Regions from separate parts of the Homo sapiens genome. Here region 1 is linked to region 2. Evidence: chromatin loops called from intact Hi-C (ENCODE). Cell type or tissue: IMR-90. All regions are shown on one strand. Links, peaks and the distances in the headings refer to the core of each region. The heading gives the core; the rest is flanking DNA.

The links. Hi-C counts contacts between places; a loop is a spot of excess contacts. Peaks named below come from ENCODE experiments on the same cell type or tissue, not always from the same donor. Only the 100,000 strongest peaks of a DNase experiment are listed, where the experiment ranks them.
Region 1: it touches region 2 in a loop (3-fold over the local background); 5 of 110 quality-filtered maps call a loop at or near these places.

Annotation. Positions count from the first base shown.
Region 1 is chr10:87,970,218-87,979,349 of GRCh38, forward strand. PTEN (phosphatase and tensin homolog) reads left to right here. Exons shown (of 9, transcript NM_000314.8): 9 at 1-1,713. Among named protein-coding and RNA genes, the nearest start is that of PTEN, 110 kb to the left of the region's middle. In IMR-90, for the core only: no CTCF peak of the experiment used is centred there; a DNase peak (open chromatin) is centred at 3,684.
Region 2 is chr10:88,548,765-88,557,896 of GRCh38, forward strand. All of the region lies in intron 4 of RNLS (renalase, FAD dependent amine oxidase), which reads right to left. Among named protein-coding and RNA genes, the nearest start is that of RNLS, 30 kb to the right of the region's middle. In IMR-90, for the core only: a CTCF peak has its summit at 4,606; a DNase peak (open chromatin) is centred at 4,607.

The DNA.
Region 1 (9,132 bases), core at 658-8,657, 580 kb before region 2:
AGTTTGTAATGTGAAGACAGGAAAGGACAAAATAGTTTGCTTTGGTGGTAGTACTCTGGTTGTTAAGCTAGGTATTTTGAGACTACTTCCCCATCACAACAACAATAAAATAATCACTCATAATCCTATCACCTGGAGACATAGCCATCGTTAATATGTTAGTGACTATACAATCATGTTTTCTTCTGTATATCCATGTATATTCTTTAAAAATGAAATTTATACTGTACCTGATCTCAAAGCTTTTTAGCTTAGTATATCTGTCATGAATTTGTAGGATGTTCCATTGCATCAGAAAACGGACAGTGATTTGATTACTTTCTAATGCCACAGATGCAGATTACATGTAGTTATTGAGAATCCTTTCGAATTCAGTGGCTTAATCATGAATGTCTAAATATTGTTGACATTAGGATGATACATGTAAATTAAAGTTACATTTGTTTAGCATAGACAAGCTTAACATTGTAGATGTTTCTCTTCAAAAATCATCTTAAACATTTGCATTTGGAATTGTGTTAAATAGAATGTGTGAAACACTGTATTAGTAAACTTCATCACCTTTCTACTTCCTTATAGTTTGAACTTTTCAGTTTTTGTAGTTCCCAAACAGTTGCTCAATTTAGAGCAAATTAATTTAACACCTGCCAAAAAAAGGCTGCTGTTGGCTTATCAGTTGTCTTTAAATTCAAATGCTCATGTGACTTTTATCACATCAAAAAATATTTCATTAATGATTCACCTTTAGCTCTGAAAATTACCGCGTTTAGTAATTATAGTGGGCTTATAAAAACATGCAACTCTTTTTGATAGTTATTTGAGAATTTTGGTGAAAAATATTTAGCTGAGGGCAGTATAGAACTTATAAACCAATATATTGATATTTTTAAAACATTTTTACATATAAGTAAACTGCCATCTTTGAGCATAACTACATTTAAAAATAAAGCTGCATATTTTTAAATCAAGTGTTTAACAAGAATTTATATTTTTTATTTTTTAAAATTAAAAATAATTTATATTTCCTCTGTTGCATGAGGATTCTCATCTGTGCTTATAATGGTTAGAGATTTTATTTGTGTGGAATGAAGTGAGGCTTGTAGTCATGGTTCTAGTGTTTCAGTTTGCCAAGTCTGTTTACTGCAGTGAAATTCATCAAATGTTTCAGTGTGGTTTTCTGTAGCCTATCATTTACTGGCTATTTTTTTATGTACACCTTTAGGATTTTCTGCCTACTCTATCCAGTTGTCCAAATGATATCCTACATTTTACAAATGCCCTTTCAGTTTCTATTTTCTTTTTCCATTAAATTGCCCTCATGTCCTAATGTGCAGTTTGTAAGTGTGTGTGTGTGTGTCTGTGTGTGTGTGAATTTGATTTTCAAGAGTGCTAGACTTCCAATTTGAGAGATTAAATAATTTAATTCAGGCAAACATTTTTCATTGGAATTTCACAGTTCATTGTAATGAAAATGTTAATCCTGGATGACCTTTGACATACAGTAATGAATCTTGGATATTAATGAATTTGTTAGTAGCATCTTGATGTGTGTTTTAATGAGTTATTTTCAAAGTTGTGCATTAAACCAAAGTTGGCATACTGGAAGTGTTTATATCAAGTTCCATTTGGCTACTGATGGACAAAAAATAGAAATGCCTTCCTATGGAGAGTATTTTTCCTTTAAAAAATTAAAAAGGTTAATTATTTTGACTATTCGGTTTTAAACTTTTTATTCAACAAATACCAAGTCCCTGCTGTATATATGGGTTTGGAATACATTAGTGATCAAAACACACCCTCTATCCCTGCCCTTGAAGAGTTTACACTCCAGTAGAGGAAACAGAATTTACATTAACAATTATAAATTGTGATACATGCTGTGGAAAGTGAGGTGCATGTGATAATGGTTATCAAACATTATGCTCCCCAAAATTTCCATCACCTTGCAGTTGAATGAGGCCTATGTAACTAGTTTATTCTAATGTAATACAGAAAGTAGTGTGACACTCCACTTTCTGTAAAGGCAATGAAAAAAATTTACCATCCAGTTTCTCTCTTCCCCTACTGCTGTGATTAAGGATTTTGCATGTTCTAGATGGTGCAGCTTTGTCAGCCTGGGTCTTGAGTGATACTGGAGCAGAACTCCCTCAAATTGTTCCTTCTGCCACGCTAAACTTGTTAGATATTAGCATAAATAAGAAATAAACCATTTAGACTGATACTTTGGGACAATTTTTTATCACAGTGTAAGTTATATCCTGACTAAAACAGTGCTTTGGAAAGATCAGGGAAGGGTTTCTTGAGCTACAAAAGGGAGTTAAGAATGAAGCAAAATGAAATATGGCATCTTTAAATGACATGATGCAATAAACTCTAAATTGCAAGTTATTCAATAGTTACTGAGCACCAGATATGTGTCAGACACTGTTCTAGATGCTTGGGATACAAGTGGGTGAACAGCAGGACCTTGCCTTCATGGAGCTTACATTCTAGCAAGGGAAAATAGTCAACATACTATATGTAAGGTAATGCGTGCTATAGCAGAAATGAAAGGTAAGGGAGCTCAGGATTGCTGGGTGGAGAGATTTCAGTGTTGAATGGTGTAGTCCAGAACAGGCCTCACTGGGAAGGTAAGATTTGAAGACTGCTGACTAACAGTGGCATTGGGATTTTCCTTCATTCTTTCAACCAGCGAGATGCACTCAGAACCCTCTATACAATTTTATTCTCACTTTATACAACTCTGTACATTAGTTCTGAGTTTTTAAGATGATTGTTGGCATATCTAGGGAGAATTTTTAGGAATACCACCCAAAATAGTCGCAATGTTCTAAAACCATTTTGTTTTCTAAATTGGTTTGGCAAACTCTATACAAACAGTCTGTTCCTTTTCATTCTCCAAGTTGAGTTTTTAAATTTAAATTATACTCTTTGTGCATTTTGACAATACTTACCTCTTTTCAGAAGACATTAAAGTTCTGTTATGGCCTTAAAACATTTCTGTAAAGCTGAAAGGAAATATCATTTATGATTTATTGATGGGAAACAGTTACAAATTTTGAGTTACTTGACAAACAGAAGGGATGAAATTTATGGCCTAGTGTTGTGTTTTCATTCTTAACCCATAAGCAAAAATCTCTGGAAAAGTACCAATATCTAGTAAAAGAAATATTTTTTCACAAAAAGTATTTTCTATTTTCCCCTCACCTCTTACCTCGTCTCACCTCAAAGTTCAAGAAGCTTAACTTTGTGATCAAAGGAAAATAGTATAATTGAATATTTGATACTATAGAAATTTGCAACTGTATAAGGGCATTATTAACCTTTTGCTAGTGATCAGTTTCCTATCAGGGCAGCCACATAAAATTAGGCATGACACTTTAAAAGAAAATGTTGACTCTTAACTTTTCCTCCTCTAATGCTTAATTTTAAAATAGATTTAAGCAACTTTAAAGACATTTTCCTGAGCAACTGCATTTTGTTTTCATTCTGAATTTAATGAGACTCTTTTTTTCTTTAACATTTTACTTTGCTTTAGAAAGGATTTAAGGCAGGTGAATGTGTTTCCCAGTGTGAGAAAAATTGTCATGTAAATTTAGAAAAAAGTATTGTATATGTCCCTTGATTTTGGCTTAAGAGTTAGAATTTACTTAGAATGTTTCCTGACCCAACCTCATTGGAATTTGAAAGTACATTCCAATAGTATTGTGAGCTGCTCCTTTAAACATTGGTAAGTAGGCTTCAAACTTAATTTTCAAGGAAATAAGCCATGCTTTTACTGTAGGGTTTATTAATCTGAAATACCTGAGAATGAAAATAGTTATATGCTCCTATCTAATAATATAAACAGTTAAATGTGACCTGTAAATATTGTGAAATTTAGCAAAAATATAACCTGTAAAAATAATCTCTAGTAAGCTAATATTCTCTCAGTAATAAAACCTAGAGAGCTAAAGTAGCCCAATTAACTGACATTAGAACAGATCGTGATATGTGGAAGAACTATTAGTGAATTATAGTCATGTTTATACTTCTCTTTTCAATTATAATCATGTCCTTGAGATCTCATTTTCCAGTCCTTATTACCTATAAGGAAGAGAAATATATGTAAATTTCACAAATGCATACGAAAATTACCAAACTTCTTAAGTGTTATTCGGTATTTCTGCAGAGATATCATTAACAGGAAAGCCCAATATTTTACATGGTTATCTTTAACAATGGAAGTACAGTGGTTGTTTAATTAATTAGCTAATACTTCATTTACTGTGTATAGTCATAATTCATAAGAATAATACATATGTCTTTTAGGATTATTAGTACTGTATATTAAATAAATGCTTGAAAGGGAAAATACCTTTTAGTGTTTGGTAAAAGAGTAGGCATAAGGTAAATTTTCCCTTCTGTTAGACTCAGCAGAACTATTCAATGTGTTTAGCTGTCCTTGGAGAAGACTGAGCCATTGTTGCTGTAAAAATCCAATAGGGTTAAAACAAAAATATCACTTTGAACATGATTTACTTGGCTAGGAGACACTTGAAGCTTTAAGCAACTCAAATCTTTCTCTAGAAAATTAAACACAATTCTACCTCAGAAAACTTGAAGACATTGACAATTCATAGGAATTCTGTGATAAGTCAGCTCACCTACCTAAAGACCAAAGTGAAGGCGCACAGCAAGAGAGGAAGCTGAAGTAAGGAGAGAAAAGAAAACAGAAGGAAAAGCATGGTAAGAGCCCAAATTAACTCTGACTACTGGGGGCTGCTACAGGGGATGGGAAGAGAATAGCATTGTTCTGAGCCCACAGTGTGTGTCATGCTGCAGTAGTCAGTTCACAGGCTTGACCCATCCTTCAATGATTTTATCTCATTTTATGCACAAAGACTGAAAGGGAACTTAAATCATCCAGGTGTCTCTCACAACTAGTAAATAGAGAAGTGGATTTGAACCCACAGCAGTCTTATTTCTACCATATTATGCATACTACCTCTTAAACAGAATCAAGTTTACAAAGCAAACAAAAAAGTCTGGCCAGGTTTGGTGTCTCACACCTGTAATCACAGCACTTTGGGAGGCTGAGACAGGAGGATTGCTTGAGCCCAGGAGTTCAAGACTAGCCTGAGGAACATAGCAAGACCTTGTCTCTACAAAAAAGTTAAAAAATTATCCAGGCATGGTGGTGCATGCATATAGTCCCAGATACTTGGGAGACCGAGCTGGGAGGATTGTTTGAGCCTGGGAGGTTGAGGCTACAGTGAGCCATGATCTGTGCCTTGCACTCCAGCCTGGGCGACGGGGTGAGACCTCATCTCTTGAAAACAAGTCTAAAACAACTCACAGGTAATGGAGTCATGACAAATTTTTTTTTTGTTTACTGACACAAGAAAAGCAAGCTAACACAAGGCATAAATCCTGCAAAATGAACAGCAAAGAAGATAAATATTTAACAATTGTTCAAGCTACAAATGAGAAAATTATGTATCTTGCAACATTCTTGACAGGTAAGATGATAAGATGTTGGTATATATTTTTATATCAAAACCCAGAATTACAGTTCTTTGATTTGCTAGTTTGGTATAAAATCCATTAAATAAACTTGTGCCTTATTTTTGCTTGAACTAGAATGCCCAGACTGTTTAAAGTGATTGGTTCTCAGTTAAATAGGCCAACCGGCCACCTAACAAGTATTTGTTGCATGCCTGCTGTGTCAAGTTGGAATACAATAGTGGAGAAGTGAGAAAAGGCCATAGATTTTACATTTTAGAGTGGGAAAACAGATTTTATACAGAGAGTTGAGCAAGTGTGATGGCTTGATGTAGGAACAAACTTGGTCACTTAGGAAAGCGTAAGAAGAGAAAGGCTAGAGCAGAGTAAGTGATGGGAGATTGATGTAAGATAAATTTTGGAGAAGTAGGCAGGAGAACTTCTGGTTTCAGCCAAGGTGGAATAAAACCACTAAATTCTGTCCCCTACTGATGACAACCATCAATAAACTTTTTCTACACTGTTTTATTCAAACTCATTAGTTTATCTTATTCTTTGAATAGATCTTTTACCCCGGCCTGATTTTGTGACATCATCGATGAGTCATTTGGAAAATACAGGTTCACTGAGTTTTGTAGATTTTCCAGTGTTGACACATTTCATTATGCAATGCAGAAAAACAAATCACATTTAAAAAAATATCACAACACTTTTTTAGAGCTGACAAGAATAGTCTTTAAATATTTGGAAGAAGGCAGATGATGAAAGAGAGTCAAAACTTGGAAAAGCAACCTATATTAGGGATGTTTCTTTTCTTCTATTGTCTTAACAGCTTCGCCCCAAGGGTGGGCCCCACTTGTGGAGCTGCACAACCACGGTGACTTGAGCAGCTCACACTGAGATAAATCAAGCTTTTTGGCCAGAGGAACCAGAAAAAGAGTCTCCTGTGGGCCAGTGGCCATGGAGTATGAGGGTGGGGGGAGGGTTGGGGAAATCCTGAAGACAAGAGAGCTGGAAAAGGGAATCCTCTAATTCTCAGTTTGAACTTCTACAAGTCCTGGGCTCACTCCTGAGCTTGCATGCACAGGACAGACCAAAGAAGCATAGCAAAGGCTTTGAAAATGAAACAGATTGGAATTATCACTCATAAATGATGAGACAAAACTTGCAGCCTGAGCCTAATCGAGTGGATTGCCTGAATCAATTGATCAATCAATCATCAATCAAACATTTTCAGAAAATTTTAACAGGACCCAGAGTCTATGCAACACAGTATCCAACATTACTTAACTAGGAAGAACCGGAAAAATGTGACAAATTCCCAGGGAAAAAGTCAATCAAGAGATGGTAACCACAAAATAACCCAGATGTTGGAATTATCAGATGTAAAAACAGCTATTGTAATTATGTTTCATGAGATAAAGATAAACACACTTGGAATGAATGGAAAGGCAGAAGTTCTCAGCAAGGACACAGAAATTATAAAAGGAACCATGTGGAAATTTTACAACTGAAAGGTACAATATCTGAAATAACATACTAGATGGGCAATAGAAGAATGGAAATGACAGAAGAGTCAGCAAACTTGAAGATAACTTTATAAATATCCAATTCTAATCATGGCTTTAGAGTCTTAAAGGTGGATGAAGCTTCGAAAAGTGAAATATATCTGATTGTAATAAGCCTCAGGGAGCCTGAATAAAATACTAATCCAAGTGTATCTATGTGGCTCCCACAGATACATTTGAAGAAGTTCCTGTTGTTTGTCAATTACATTAAGTAAAGGAATTAGCATTATCACAGGTCCAAACATGGTGATTATGAGAATTTGCTGTTACAGTGTTACACAGTCTTAATACGTCAAAACAGCCCAAGGTGATGTATGCATTGACAGAGTTTTCTGGTTGGGTCCATTAAGTGTATACCTGCAGTAAAAAGCAATTTAAAATTTAGCAAAGTCATCACTAGATCACTGACACACTCATCCTTAGAGACAGTACATGGTAATTGCTTCGCTCACCTGCTCATATTAACACTTTGATTCAGCCTAACCCTTCCGATTCAGCCTTTGCAACAGCACTGTTTCCAAATGTGACGTTATTACAGAGATGTCATACAAAAATTGACCTATCATGTAGGCACAATGCATGCTTTTCAATATTACAGCAGAAAAAAAAATGTGATATTTAATGCTGCTAGTGCCTAGGAATCTGGTATGAGAAAACATTAAGATGAGTTTGGAGGAAAACTGAGCTGGTATTATGTTTGGAGAAATGACTTCCTGATTCAGAAAGAGAATTTCAAGACTTTAGAATGCCTCCCATTGTTATATTAGAACCATATTACTTGTAAAAGGTAGTATAAATTTTTGTAATGGTGATAATTCTGGGTTTAATAGTTTAACAAGTTTTGCCATTTAATTCCCATAATATAGGAAGTACAATTATATCCATCTCATACACAAGGAGCTATGGTACAGAAAGGTTCAATAACTTGTTGAATATAGCAGATCTAGTAAATGGCAAAGTCAGGATTTAAATGTAGGTCAATTTGATTGCCAAGCCTGGGCCATTTACTACTGTGTTATATATGTTACTTCCTATAAAAACTTAACAAGAAGGTCTTTCATTTTCAAACCGAAATGGACAGAACACTGGTGTAAGCAGTGTTCTGAAGCTTTTGGTCTCAGGATTCCTTTACACTCTTAAAACTTACTGAGGATCTCAAAGGGCTTTTGTTATTGATATTTACTACATAAGAAATGAAAACTGAGACATCATCTGATTATTAAAAAAACAAGCTAATCACATGATAATATAAATAACATTGTAGCGAAAATAACCATGTATTCTAAAACAAAAATGTTAGTGATGAGGTGGTGTTTTGTTTTTTTCATTTTTCTGAATTTTTTTTTTTTTTTTTTTTTGAGACTGAGTCTTGCTCTGTCACCAGGCTGGAGCAGTGGTGCAATCTCGGTTCACTGCAACCTCCGCCTCCCGGGTTCAAGTGATTCTCCTGCCTCAGCCTCCCGAGTAGCTGGGATTACAGGTGTGTGCCACCATGTCCACCTAATTTTTGTAGTTTTTAGTAGAGATGAGGTTTCACCATATTGATCACGCTGGTCTCAAACTCCTGACAGGTGATCCACCCACCTCGGCCTCCCGAAGTGCTGGGATTACAGGCATGAGCCACCACCCCCAGCAGACATACTTCATTATACAGTGCAAAAAAAGTCACATTTTAAAAATATCACCACCGAGCTCACCAGGATAGTCTTTACATATTCGGAAGCTGTCAAGTTCATGGTAGCAGGTATAAGATTTTAAAAATACTAATTTTGGCTTAAAAGCTTGAATTTTATCACTTATAACCCACAGGGGTCATGGGCCACACTTTGAGGATCACTGGTGTTAGAGGTTTGGTTGGAGAGACGCAAGTAAGAGAACATTTCCCTAACATGCCCAAACACATTCCTTTTCAGAGTGCTGAAGGAATTTGAAAATGAGGTCTCAGAATTACCAGCAGTAATTCCTGATAAATTAAGAAAAATGGGAGAGAGTTCAGAGACAAAGACATGAGAAAAGATTGCCATAACTCTCCAGAAGGATGGATTCTGGGTAATGAAGGCCAGTATGTTTAACACTGATT
Region 2 (9,132 bases), core at 767-8,766:
TATGTATAATAGAGTATATTATAGTTTTCCATAATTCTATAATTCTGAATAAATCTGTATCTTGCAAAAAATAAAAATAAAGCATACATACAAAACTGTCACATTATAACAGTATCAACATGAATTTAGATATGCTGACACAGAGGCATTAATAAGGAGAGTGGGCTGATACACATGGATTTATAGCATAACAGCTTAGGTAATGTCTCTTATTTCACATTTGGTGGAGTGATACTGGCAGGACTGAATGGATAGAAAGTAACAGATGGTATTCAATGTGAAAAATCCCTTTGAATGCCTCAAGGACTATTGGGTCACAGGAACAAGCTACAGCTTTTGTCATATAGTTGTAGTGCTATACTGTCTCATCTCCTAAAACTTGGTTCCACATTTCAAAATACAAAAATTTTGCCAATACATGTAAAAATATTATTTTTAAAATGTCCAATTTGCTTCCTATTTTTAATTCTTTCATAAAGTAAACTACAAAAAGTAAAACTAAAAAAAAAATATTTTATGGTGGCTCATGCCTGCAATTCTAGCACTTTGGGAGGCCAAGGAAGGGGGATCACTTGAGGCCAAGAGTTTGAGACCTGCCTGGGCAACACAGCAAAACCCTGTCCCTACAAAAAATTAAAAAAAAAAAAAACAAGTTGTCAGGCGTGGTGGTATGCACCTATAGTCCCAGCTACTCGGGAGGCTGAAGCAGGAGGATCAATTAAGCCCAGGGGTTCAGGGCCCCAGTGAGCTATGATTGTGCTACTACACTCTAGCTTGGGTGACACAGTAAGACCCTGTTTCTAAAAATAAATAAATAAATTCTTTTCTAGATGAGATGAATAGAACACGGTAAAAAAGCAGTGTCAGGGAGATGAATTTAAAGTAGAAGAATGCCACACTAGAGTAAAACTATAAAGCCAGTATTACAGCCGACTGATCAGTTAATTTACACTATCAGCAAATGCTTGGTGCTAAAAGAAATCTGCAACATCATTTATCCTAGTCCTCTGAGTTATAGTTAAGGAGGTTGAGGCCCAGAAAAAGAAGTTGTTTAATTTGTTATATATTCACAAATTGAAATCTGTTTTTTAAAACTTCTCCATGTATAAAATATTATTAGATTTAAAACAACTAATGTTGAAATGTATTGCTCCACTTAATACTAAACTCATGATTTGCTTCACAGAATGTACAAATAACTAAAATCCCATTCCTCTTCCAAGACAACACCCACACTCACACATACACATACAATCTCTAAAGTTTTGGGGGGTTGTTGCTATGTTTTCTTGTTACTTTATGTATGCCTTTTTAAAACAAACCAGGAGAAAAGTCCTATCCAAATTTCTACTATATTTCATTCAGTAGTTTTATTGTGTAAATAAAACTGCTTACCAGAAATAAAGATTATTTATGTTTATAAAACTTCAAAGAATCATTCTGCTAGACATTAAAGATATTATAGTTTACTTTTCTTAATGAAAGGTCAGTGAAGGGACAGGATAAAAGGAATTTGTTTTCCTTTGGTAACTGATTTTTTTTCCTTCAATGTAACTTATGTAGATATTAGGTGATGGAATAGTTGAGGCCACAGAAGAGTACAAATTGAGGGAATCTAATTTTCTCCTATTTGTCTGCAATATTTAATCAAGTACAACGGGGATTTTGTCATTCAATTAATAATTCATTCATTTAAGAAATATTTACTTGGGGAAGTACAAAGTGGTAGAGATAGAGAAAGACTCAAGAAACTCAAATTCAGTGGTTGAAAAAGACAAATAAACTAACCATTTTTTAAAATCCAATTGGATCCTGGTTTGAATATAAGCCTTTTTGTTTCCTCCCCCAAAATCTAATGTATTCAGCAAAGGTGTAAATGTGTTAACTAAGGTGTTTATAAACAACAATAAAATATTTCTCTCTCACTCACCCACATTAACATTTTATAAACACATTTTCTGATATCTACATCCTATGAATTTGTGTTTAACTAATTCACACTTCAAACAGCAATTACACACACACATATGCCTGCCTCTTCAGAGAATCATTTTAGATTGGATTTAGATTGAGAAGGGATCTTAGAGATCTAGGGTTCAATGGTCTCATTTTACAGAGGAGAAAGATGAAGTCCAGATAGATTGGCATTTGCCCGAGGTAACCATTTAGAGGCTGATATTTAGGATTCTATATAGAACTATAATTATTCTGATTCAATTTTATAGTTTGTTCAGTTTTTCCAAAGAAAATACACACCCGCAAATTCCCCTTTCTCAAATCAGGAACTCTTGCTATATTAAACCCAGAAGGCATGGCTCATCAAGTGAACCACATGGATCAGCTGTCCACCTCCTTAACTGCGCCGTCTCTTCTTCGTGCCTGATGTCCCCAGGCCACCCAGGCCAAGATATAGAAGAAAAGCCAAAAAACTACTTTACTGAAGCCAGCATAGGTTTTCAAAATTTGCCTCATATGTCTAAAGTTAAAATATCAAAACAAACCTCTTATTAAAAATCAAAATGGTCAATTTTATCTAAAATTTTTTAATATTTTCAAAAGTCTAAAGAAAGAAACCACTGCTTCCCCCTTTAAAAAGAATTCTGCTTTCAGCTGATACAGAAAAATCAACTAATGTGGATGGCAAGATCTGAGAACTATTTAGGGAACTTCGGCCTGTCCATGGACTAATAGTCACACTTATTTATGAAAATGCGTATTTCTGTATTTTTAACTTGTTAATGACATCATTGGGCATATGGATTTGAATTGGTGCTCAAGTGAAAACTTCTACTGCTCCTACTTTGGAGTTTGTGCTCAAATGAAAACATCTAGTGCTTGTGATCATAATACACATGAATTTTTCAAAAAATCTTTAAAATATTTTAGAATTGGAAGAGACTGGAGAAAATGACTGGTTGCAAAAAAAAAAAGAAGAAGAACACAAGCTTTGTAGTCAGTATTTTGGCTCTTCTGGTGGGTAGTTTTGCAGGGTTAGAAGGTCACTTTTATCTCTCCCATCTTGCTCTATATGGTGGGGATAATAACAACGCTGGGTTGTTTTAAGAATTGTTACCAACCAGTAAAATATCTAGCACATAATGGGTACTCATAAGTTGGAGCTATTGTTATTTACTCTAGTTCTAAATTCCCATCTGACGATGTGTTTGAAGAAAGTGCAGCAGCAAGGGAATGAAAACGAACTAAAGTTTGTTTCTTAGCAATTGAGTGCCAGGCACATAACGAACACAAGTCAAATGGCAGCAGCAGTTTCTTTCATTGACCACTTAGCATATGCCAGCAATTTACTAGATGCTTTAACACATTATCTTATTTATTAATCTTCCCAAATGCCCTCATGAGGTAGGACTTATCACTTCATTACACAGAAGAGGAATCAGAGACTCAGAGAGATCAAGTAACTGTCCCCAAGGTCACACAGCTAACAAGCAGCAGAGCCAGAACTGGTAAGAAAGGCAGAAGAAATGAGCAGAGGCTGCCCTAAAGCCAACCTGTAAACAAAGCAGGGAAGCTCAGAAGCAACTAGAAGATAAGTGCAACAGACATGTCTTCCCACTGTGAGCTCCTTAAGAACTAGGCTAGGTCTCATTAAAGGATGGAAGCCCAGACTCTGGGACAATTCCAGGAACACAGTGAGTGCTGAACAGATGTATGTGTATTATAATAAATTGGAATGCAATAAGCATTTGGGCAATAAGGAATCACATTTGCTCTAAGCAAAGTGTTTGCGATAACAGCAAATGTAAAAGGTAGAAGAGTAGTAAGGATATTCATGCTTAAGGACAACAGTTACTGATTAAAATATTTTATAAATCTATTGTCTGATAATGACAATTGTGTTCACAGATTTTTCCTCAATTATATTATTATATAAAGATTTCAATCACTGAGTGCTATCATCTTAAAATGTGAAGGACTATGATGAGGATACATACACACTATACACACAGACACACATATACACACACATATATAGGGAATAGCTTAAAATGTATTCTATTGTATATGCTATATGGAAAAAATCTACATGAAAGAAAATTCTCTATGAACGTTGTAAAAATAACCCAACAGCTTAGTTTTCTTTCATTCAAATAATACCTATGACTTAAAGTCATGATAAAAATCAATTCACAATTTATTAAGTTAGATATGTGCAACTACATTTATACAAATAAAACCTCGGTAATTTGATAGCTTACTATTTTAGGGGGAATAGGGACTATTATGAAAACAAAGAGAACCTTAGTCTATCAGAATTTTCAAAAAGACAAACAAAAACATGGGTCAAACTAAAATTCTCCATAGGAACAACCTACATACAGACACATCCAGTGACTAAATTGTGTTTATGTATTTCTTAAGCAATGGATGGAGTTCATTTTGACAATTTGTTTACTAAGAATTGCACCAGAAAACTGCCTATTCATTTTCTTTCTGTTTGGCAAACAAAGCATGACACATAGCAATATAAAAGAAAAATATAATCCTGGGATGCATTTGCAATCATCACAGAGAACTGCCCTAAATTGTCTTAAGCCTGTGGCATTGGCTTTCAGAAGAACATTTAAACACTGCCACATGCTGTTCATCTGTGTGTCCTGCAGTCTGAGAGTTCCAGGTCCCCACTTGGCCTCAATAGAAGGTTGAATCACAAGTACTGTCAGGCTTATAAAGCTCTTAACTTCTCAAAACCACCAAATGGTCTTGAAAAAGAGAAGTATAACAATCTTAAGAATCTAATGGTAATCTCTCATTAAGATTTTATATAGTACACAATTGTAGTCATGACAAAGCACAGTCTCCATGAGCACACTGCTTCCTAGTAAAGGAGCAGAGACCCTACCATTAAGATTTTATATATAATGCACTAAATTTACTAATGTGTTTGAATTTTTTCTTTTATGAATTTCGTAACATTCCGTCTTTATTAATGCTAATTCTACATTGTACCACATAGAAGCCTGGTTCTTTAAATATATTAGTTCAAGTCTACCTCTATGTACGCTAAAGAAACATATACCCACCTCGTCTAAAAACTAGAAAAACATCCAGATGCCTATAATATACTTCAAGGTAGAAATCATGCTTTATTCAGTTTTGTCTTTTCTGTGACTGGTAAGAGAAGAGATCCTAAGAAAATATTTATTGAAAAAATAAATGGATACATAAATGTTTTAAGCAGAGTTCACAATTTCTAAAGAATGAACACCACATCCTGAAAGAAACTACCATTTACTTTTAGTTTCCTTTTTTTATAAAAATATATATGGAAAGATTCAAAATTAGTTGTCAGTTTTACATACTTCGCCCACAATGAGCAACATCACCAACCAAAAGAAAAAAGGCACTGAATCATTGTTGAAATCATTGTTGATTTTAATTAGTTTGATCCAAAAAAAAAAAGCTGAACTTGGGCATGTTATTCTATGTTCTTATTTGAAGTCCTTAATTTTAACATTTGTTGTATAAAACATTCCAATTGAAAACATATAAATAGTAAATGGAAAAAATCTTACATGTATGCAGCGTAAATAGCATTAACTAACTTTTTGATTCATTTATTCATTCACTCAAATATTTAAAGTATGTAATGTGCTTAGAGAAGATCAAGTCGTGGAGGGGAAAAATATTGACTGATTGCAGTTTAAACTTATGATCACTAATTTGAATTGAGTCTTAGTGCTGCCTAGCTATCCTACTATATTCTACTCAATTCACCCCCACTACATGACCACAGAACACTTCCCCTCTCTCTACAAATCTTCAACGTCTTCAGCCCCTCTTCAATCTCAGCTGATGATCTTGCTTCTTGTTTCTCTGGGAAAACAAATCAAGCAGAAGAGGACTTCCACAGGCCCTCACCTCCAAAAGTATCATCTATCTGTGTTGATGTGCTCTGCCCTCCTTTGTGTATTATTTTGGGAGAACTGTCTGGTTCCCATCTGAGGCCCATCCTCTGTCTCTTATTCAAGACCATGACTTCTGTAACTGTTCAATCTTGCTCCTACATAATCAATTTTCCCCTTTCTACTAGATTGTTTCCATCAGCACCTAAACATATTATAATGTATCCTATCTTAAAAATACAATACAATACAATAAAAACTTGATCCAACCTCATCTTCTAACAGCCTAATTATTTGCCCTGCTTCACAGAAAAGCTCATCTAAAAAATTGTCTATTCCGTGCCATTCTCAATAGGAGTGATATCACTCCAGAAGGTCAAAAATTAATTCTTTCAGGCAAAAATTACTTGCTCTTTGTATATGTAAGGCATAGATATATATATACAATACATAACAAAAGTATACCTGTGATACTGGAATTTCATGGAGAGGGGAGGATTAGAAAAAAATGTCTAAGAAAGCTCTTTAAGGAGGTGATCATGAAAAAGTGAGAAACACTGGTCTAAACACACTGTCTCGGTGTCCTCCCTTCCCATTTGTTTCTTGAGCCTTCTCCAATCTGGCTTTCATTCCCAGCATACCATACAAACTGCTATTGTCAATGTCACCTTTATCCTCTGACATGATTTCAGTGTTTGTCTCCTCCAAATGTCATGTTGAAATGTGATCCTCGGTGTTGAAGGTGGGCCTAGTGGGAGGTGTTTGGTCATGGGGGCGGATCTCTCATGAGTGCCTTGGTGCCTTCCCTATGTAATGAGCTCACATGACAGCTGGTTGTTTAAAAGAACCTGGCATCTCTCTCTTGTTCCCTCTCTCCTCATGTGATGCTCCAGTTCCCCCTTCACGCTTCACCATGACTAAAAGCTTCCTGAAGCCTCACCAGAAGCTGAGCAGCTGCTGGTGCCATGCTTGTATAGCCCGCAGAACTGTTAGCCAAAATATATCTCTTCCAGCTTCAAGTATTTCTTTACAGCAACGTGAAATGGACTGACACACCCTCCACATTGCGAAATCCAATGGGCAACTCTTAGATGAAACTATAGTCAGTATTTGGTACAGCTGATGACTTCCTCCTTCTTCAAACACTTTCTTGGCCTATGGGACAACATACATGTTTGGTTTTCCCCCTCACTCACTGGCATCTCCCTCTCAGTCTTTCTTGGGGTTCCTCTTAATCTTCTAGTTTCCAAACATTGCAGTTTCTCTGGGTTCAATCTTGGACCTCATCCAGTTCCATGGCTTTAAATACTATTTCTCTACTGATGATTTTCAAATATATCTCTCCAGCTCAGACATTGCTCCTGAAACCTTCTATATTCAACTGCATAAGTATTCCCACTTGAATCTCTATTAAGCAACTCAAACCCAATCCAAGACCAAATTTCTCTTCTTGATTCCCAGTTCACTACCTGCCTCACAAACCTACTTCTCCCTCAGTTTTCTCCCTTTGGTAGAAGACAACTCTGTTTTTGCAATTATTCAATCCCAAAACAGTGATTTCACTCTGGAAACCACTGTCACAGTCCATATCTATACATCAGCAAATCCTGGCAGCCATACTTTTGAAATCAAGTGTCTGTAGCAACCTGAACCCTTTAGAATTGATGCAAAAATGAGGGATCCTTGTACATCTGGATTGCACCTACTGCTCAATGTACCACCAGTATTGCTGTAGTCCATGCCACCATCATTTCTGGTCTCTGCATTGACAACATCAGTTCATCTGGTCATCTCAGCCCTCTTACAGTCTAACTTCCAAAACAACAGCAAGGTAAATTCATAATCCCTAAATCTAAGTCACATAAGGTCTTTCCTGAAATGGCTTCCCATCTGATGGAGAGTAAAATCCAATGTCTCTATCACAGTTCACAAAGCCCTATTTAATTGAGCCTCCTGCTTCCTCTCTGCTCTCATCTTCTGCCACTGTCCCTTTCATATACACTGCATGACAGCCACACTGGCTGCCTTATAAAACTTCTCACTGCTTGGGGCCTTCCTACTTGTTCCAAGGAACTTCTATTTGGATATCCCTCCAGAGATTCTCTTGGTTTACACTTTCACTACCTTCAGGTGTCTACTGTTTAAAAATCACCTTGTCACAGACCTGCTCACACTATATACAAGAGTATTCCTTGTCATTTTCTATTTCTCCTATCTTGTTTTCTCTTCCCTCAGCATGTACCATCATTTCACATAGATATTCACTTATTTTTCCTCCACCCCCTGGATCAAATACTATACAATATTATGCCTCCTTCCACTAGAATAGAAGTTCCTTGGAGCTTTTAATGTTTGGTTCACTGCTGTACCCAGGGTGTCTAGAACAGTGTCTAGCACATAGTAGATGTTCAATATCTGTAAAATGAAAAAAAAATGAATTTGACATCTTAATAAAAGATGACAAGTGCCATTTAAAAATAAAACTGAATTTTAATTTCTCTTCTTGGAGTAAAATCTCATATTTTCATATGCATTTGGCAAGTAAAATTATAAGATGCAAAAAGTATCTAAAAAGTCACAGAAATAGAAAGCAAATTCTGCTTCAGATATGATGATTTCCTTTGGCTATTTCATGTAGCAAATTTTAGGAGAGATCAACATTTAAATATCTTACTCAAACCAACAGAGACTTCTAGACTAGTAAATACTACAAAAGTGTTCTGTGCTGGCTACTCAAATACATTTTAGATTTTCTCTCATTATTTTCTAGACATAAACATTCAAGTCAGAATGAAAAAATGTCAGACTTTGGAAACAGGACTTCAGAAGAATGACGGTCAGAAATGTCCAGTCAGTGTATAAACAAGTCTCATAAATCTGAGGCAATATAATACAAAACTACTTATATAAGATACATTTGTGAAGAAAAAAAACAAATTTGGACTAAAGCTTATCCAGTGAAGAATGCCAGTATTCCTCCCATTCTTTTTTTTATCCTTCCCTTCCTCTCTTTTCACTAATATTTAGAATTCCCTACTTTAAAATTAGTAGTTGATTGTGGTAATACTTTCTTATTTGGATTTAGCACATTATATTTGAATCTTCAGAGATTTCTGCCAGAAAGCTAAAATCTTACTTCTCAAATTTCTTCTCTTTTGAAAATGCCTTTGCCAGCTCAGATGGGGAAAAGTTTAATTCAATTCAGTTGATGACTCAGTTGGTGATAATGACGCAATTCCATAAATTATAGCTCTCTGCTCTTTCATCT